2 separate regions of the Homo sapiens genome follow, and region 2 is linked to region 1. Evidence: chromatin loops called from intact Hi-C (ENCODE). Cell type or tissue: breast epithelium. All regions are shown on one strand. Each heading gives the region's core, and the rest is flanking DNA. Links, peaks and the distances in the headings are about the cores only. Region 1 overlaps POLH (DNA polymerase eta). Region 2 overlaps SPATS1 (spermatogenesis associated serine rich 1).

The links. A loop is a pair of places that touch in the nucleus more often than their neighbours do. Peaks named below come from ENCODE experiments on the same cell type or tissue, not always from the same donor. Only the 100,000 strongest peaks of a DNase experiment are listed, where the experiment ranks them.
Region 2: it touches region 1 in a loop (10-fold over the local background); 1 of 110 quality-filtered maps calls a loop at or near these places.

The regions. Positions count from the first base shown.
Region 1 is chr6:43,593,692-43,596,608 of GRCh38, forward strand. All of the region lies in intron 4 of POLH (DNA polymerase eta), which reads left to right. Among named protein-coding and RNA genes, the nearest start is that of POLH, 19 kb to the left of the region's middle. In breast epithelium, for the core only: no CTCF peak of the experiment used is centred there; no DNase peak of the experiment used is centred there.
Region 2 is chr6:44,343,562-44,346,478 of GRCh38, forward strand. The region is part of intron 2 of SPATS1 (spermatogenesis associated serine rich 1); the gene reads left to right. Among named protein-coding and RNA genes, the nearest start is that of SPATS1, 2.4 kb to the left of the region's middle. In breast epithelium, for the core only: no CTCF peak of the experiment used is centred there; no DNase peak of the experiment used is centred there; H3K27me3 peaks cover 557 bases.

The sequences.
Region 1 (2,917 bases), core at 237-2,736:
CAACATGGTGAGACCCTGTCTCTACTAAAAATACAAAAATTAGCTGGGTGTGGTGGCGCATGCCTATAATCCTAGCTTTTCGGGAGGGTAAGGCAGGAGAATTACTTGAACCCAGGAGGCAGAGGTTGCAGTGAGCTGAGATTGCGCCACTGTACTCCAGCCTAGCAACAGAGTGAGACTCCGTCTCAAAAAAAAAAAAAAAAAAAAAGAAAGAAAGAAAAGTTTTTTCTCAGCTTTCATGGGCATTTAACACCAGAACTACCTGAAGTATTTCCTGTAGTCCATTTCATGGTATTGAAGAAAAACCAAAATTTTATAGATTTTTCTTATCAACTAGAGAAAAGGTAAAAAGCATTGTAGGGAAATAAGGGAATTCTGCTTATCTTCTGTGGTCCCGTTCAGTTAATACAGATAAAGGATTAAATTTAAAAATCTACATTGCCACAGGATTGCAACATTACCCAATCTGGGAAAGCAATGATGAAAAAAATCTAAAGCAGAGAAAATTTAGCTCTAACTGTTTAAAAAGGTCCAGAAAGTCATACAATTACAGTAAATTATTCATATTTTTGTTTCCCAAAGCTAATATATACTAGTATAAATTGTTTTAAATGATGGATGTTTTAATAGTATTTATTGTTCTTAATATGTGCAAGCCTTGGTATTTCAGGAAAACAGATAATTAAAAAAAAAGCAAAAAATGCGCAAGCCACTGTGCTGAGGAACTTTATTTTTAAAAACTACCTTTTGGCCGGGCACAGTGGCTCACGCCTGTAATCCCAGCACTTTGGGAGCCCTTGAGGTCAGGAGTTCAAGACCAGCCTGGCCAACATGGTGAAACCCCATCTCTACTAAAAATACAAAAATTATCTGGGCCTGAAGGTTCACAGCTGTAGTCCCAGCTACTCCGGAGGCTGAAGCAGGATAATTGCTTGAACCTGGGAGGTGGAGGTTGCAGTGAGCTGCACTCTAGCCTGGGCAACAGAGCAACTCCGTCTCAAAAAAAATAAAAAATAATAAACTATCTTTTAATCCTCATAACAGCTATATGAAGTGCAGTTTGTAGACAAGGAAATTGAAGCTTAGAGAATTATGTAACTTGTCCAAAGTCACATGGTCAGTAGGTTATGAAGCCAATATTTGAACCCTGCTTGACTGCAGAATGTTCTTTTAACAATTATGCTCTACTTCTTATGGCCATACATGGTGGTTTACACCTGTAATCCCATCACTTTGTGAGGCCAAGGCTGGGGGCTGGGGAGGTGGGGGGCATATGGGGGGGGATTGCTTGAGTCCAGGAGTTTGAGACCATCCTTGGTGACATGGTGAAACCCCGTCTCTACAAAAAATACAAATTAGCTGGGCGTGGTGGCATCTGCCTGTAGTCCTAGCTACTTGGGAGGCCAAGGTAGGAGGATCGCTTGAGCTCAGGAGGCAGAGAATGCCCTGCCAAAAGACAGGTTTTTTTTTTTTAGTTTTTTTTTCTTTTTTGAGGTGGAGTGTCACTCAGCTCACTGCAACCTCCGCCTCCCGGGTTCAAGTGATTCTCCTGTCTCAGCCTCCTGAGTAGCTGGGATTACAGGTGTGCACCACCACGCCTGGCTAATTTTTGTATTTGTATTTTTAGTAGAGACGGGGTTTCACCATGGTGGTCAGGCTGGTCTCAAACTCCTGACCTTGTGATCTGCCTGCCTTGGCCTCCCAAAGTGCTGAGATTACAGACGTGAACCACCGCACATGGCCCAAAAGATAGTTTTTAAAAATAAAGTTCCTTGGCCGGGCGCAGTGGCTCATGCCTATAATCCCAGCACTTTGGGAGGCCAAGGCAGGCGGATCACGAGGTCAGAAGATCAAGACTATCCTGGCTAACATGGTGAAACCCCATCCCTACTAAAAAAAATACAAAAAAATTAGCCGGGCGTGGTTGCAGGCGACTGTAGTCCCAGCTACTTGGGAGGCTGAGGCAGGAGAATGACGTGGACTCGGGAGGCTGAGGCAGGAGAATGGCGTGGACCCAGGAGGTGAAGCTTGTGGTGAGCCGAGATCGCTCCACTGCACTCCAGCATGGGCAACAGAGCGAGATTCTATCTCAAAAATAAATAATTAAATAAATAAAATAAAGTTCCTCAGCACAATGGCTTGCATGTATTTTTCTTTTTTTTTTTAAATTACCTATTTTCCTGAAACACCAAGGCTTGCACATATTAAGAACAATGAATACTATTAAAACATCCATCATTTAAAATAATGTATACTAGTATATATTAGTGAGCCAAGATCATGCCACTGCACTCCAACCTGGATGACGGAGTGTGACTCTGTCTCAAAAAATAAAACAATTATGTCTACTTCATATTACAGATAAAAGGTAAAGAACTTTAATGTGGTACTAGAAAGCTAGCTAGAATAGTTGAAGGAGAGGACTTCATAATAGATAAACTTGCCATAAGCCCTAAAGTATAGATGTGTTTAAGCAAAGGAAAGAAGAACAGAGTTAAGGGGTAAGAGCTTGCCAGGCGCGGTGGCTCAGGCCTGTAATCCCAGCACTTTGGGAGGCCAAAGCGGGCAGATCACAAGGTCAGGAGATCGAGACCATTCTGGCTGACACGGTGAAACCCCATCTCTACTAAAAATACAAAAAATTAGCTGGGCGTGGTGGCAGGCGCCTGTAGTCCCAGCTACTCGGGAGGCTGAGGCAGGAGAATGGTGTGAACCCGGCAGGCAGAGCTTGCAGTGAGGCGAGATCATGCCACTGCACTCCAGCCTGGGTGACAGAGTGAGACTTCGTCTCAAAAAAAAAAGAAAAAAGAAAAAACCTGAATAAAATAGGGTGGTGGGTTGCAGTGGATATGTGAAATATTTTAAAGTAGGTTTTGTTGACTAAATGGCTGCATAATGAGGAATGAAAGAGAAAATA
Region 2 (2,917 bases), core at 320-2,819, 750 kb after region 1:
TGAGCCTGGGATTTGACATGAGTCTGCCATACTTTCGAGCCTGTGTCCTTTCATCTTTCCTTTGCTCAGATATTAGTAGGTTTGTGTCATTGTTTATTGGATGGGACAGTTCAGGTGAGAATTATGAACACTCTAAAAATTAAATAATGGCTGGTAGCTCCATAATTGGTTAAGGCCGAGGAGGGTATTTGGGGGCACGTTTGCCTTTGGAGAACAGTGTCATGGCGCTGAACAGCCACAGTCTCCCAGAAAAGCTCAGAGTGCGCCTGCGCTCAAGTTCTCATTTACCTGTTATGGGTGAGTGGCCTGAGTGCTGCAAAAAGGGGTTGTGAAATATCCAGACTTTGCGGGATCAGATCTTAGCTTTCTCCCTGGTCTTCTGTATTCTGGGTGTGTGATCTCCTCATTCTCCTTCACAGTGGGGAGAAAGGAGGGAGGTACAACTCATTCCACCCAGCTATTAATATAAGCTAGGACCGTAGAGAAGGAGGAGCTGGAGGAGTTAGAGCTATTAATTGTCCAAGTGTGTCTGCAACAGCAAGGAGAAAAGGGTTCTGGGATTCTAACTTTAAGCTCCAGACCTTCCTGCAGTTTCCAGTTTGGGGTAAAGGAAGAAGCTGCTGTTTTAAGGATGTCCTAGGGAGGATCCATGTTTTCGAGTTAGGGGTAGCAGAAGGGTACCAGGTCCCAGACCACATTAATGAAAGACCCATGGTGTCCTTTCCTGCTGTGTAGGTGAGTCTATTCAGGAGAATACATCTGAGTTTAGCTTAACATGGAGTCTATGGATTTCAGCAAGGAAGGGGCTCCACAAACCAATTGAAGATACGTGTGTGTGTGTGTGTGTGTGTGTGTGTGTGTGCATTTTTCCATCAGAGAACCGATTGCTTTCATTACTGCTCATGGGGGAGAGGATAGAATCAAAAAACGGGTTAAAAACTTCTGTCCTTGATCCTTAGGCCCCTTGTGAAGCAGATAAGCAGGGGTGGGAAATAGTGTTTGGTTAAATGAGTATCCATGTTAAACAAACATGGCTTGATGTATTATTTTTCTCCCTGCCAGACAGAGCTATTATGACAATCAGCTGAGATGACAAACATATGAAAGTGCTTTGGTTATGTAAGGTGTTATTCCTGCCTAAAAAAATGGAAATAATTATCCTGAATTCCACAGATGGCAATAAAGAAACAGACTTTCTTCCAAATTCTCTTTTTTCCCTTGAATTCCTTTCTGGTTACCAGAACCTTCTCTTGGCCTTTAATTACATCATTTCTTCTTAATTTTGCAGTGTTTTAGAAACTTGTTAGAATTTTCTGACTTCTGGCTTACTTGACATTTATTGCGCTTGAATAACAATTTTCATGATAAATGGTGAAACTTTCAAGCAGGGTGTATCTCCTTAGTGTGTTTGTCTCCCCACAGCCTTCTGAGCTAGATGGGGGAGAGGGCAGCCACTGGGAGCTGGGCGTGGAGAAGTAATTGACTTGCTCAGAGTAGCTGGATGGTACTCTATGCAGTGGGAGCATCAGTATTAGTATTAGCGTCAGTATTAGTAAGTGTTCAGGCTTGCAATTCCAGCTTCTCTTCCAGCTAATCTTCTTTTACCAGGGGAGGGGCGGGGAGGCATCTTGAGAACATGTTTAAGTGTCTCCAGCTCAAGTTTGAGGTTGAGTTACTCTCAGGAAGATGCCGTAGTCAGCTTGATCTAGAGAGTGTGCTGTTTGCCAGTTTAGCAAGAGATTGCTCTTCCCATCCTTGTCCATCAGACAAGCTTTCCCCATTATAGTGGCCACAGGCCACTTTCTAGAGTGCTGCTGCCACAAAACTTTTCAAGCAAGCAAGGAAGTGTGCTAAAGTTTTAGGTGTGTTTCACTGCTCGCTGCTTAGGGAAATGCAGTACATTTACATTTTGTTCCTAACACAAACAAAAAGCTTGGGAAAGGACCCTCTCTGATACCATCCATAGAGCCAACCAATTCTTGCTTGGGTGAACTCTCAAGTCCTATAGTGGCAATATACAACTAAAATGTTTACATGCTATGAAAGGCAGCCACTGTTAAAACCTATGGCCAAAAATTACCATAAGTAAATCTTACTGTAAATACCTCAGAACTCACATGCAATTATTGACATAGAGGACATCTTTGGCCTTGATTTCATTTCATTCACATATGTGAATCCATTCTACATCTCCAAACATGCATTTCATGGCTTTTTCATAGATACATTTCTAGATGTAGAACTATTGAGTCAAATGACATGCACTTCTCATAGGCTTCGGAAGTCACATATGGCCAAATTGCTCTTCAGTAAGATGGGGACATTCCCACCAGCAATGATAGGAATGCCATTCCTCCAAGCTGTGCCAAACACCTGGGTGTTTGCAAACGGATAACAAATAATGGCATCTCATTTTAAATTCGGTTCTTCAATTATTTGGATGGGGCCACGTACAGTGTCTCATGCCTGTAATCCCAGCACTTTTGAGGTGGGTGGATCACTTGAGCTCAGGAGTTTGAGAGCAGCCTGGGCAACATGGTGAGACCCCATCTCTACAAAAAATACAACAACAACAAAAAAATAGCTGGACATGCTGGTGTGTGCCCATGGTCCCAGCTACTTGGGAGGCTGGGGTGGGAGCATCACTTGAGTCCTAGGGGCAGAGGTTGCAGTGAACCGAGATCACTCCAGCCTGGGTGACAGAACAAGACCCTGTCTCAAAAAAAAAAACAAACCCACAAAATAACCACCCACTCCCCCAAACCCAATTATTAGGATGGATGAAATTTCCCCCAAATACATATTGGCTATATGTATGTGTTATTTTATTTTATCTTATTCTGAGATGGGGTCTCACTCTGTCACCCAGGTTGGAGTGCAGTGGTATGATCAGGGCTCACTGCAGACTCGACCTCTC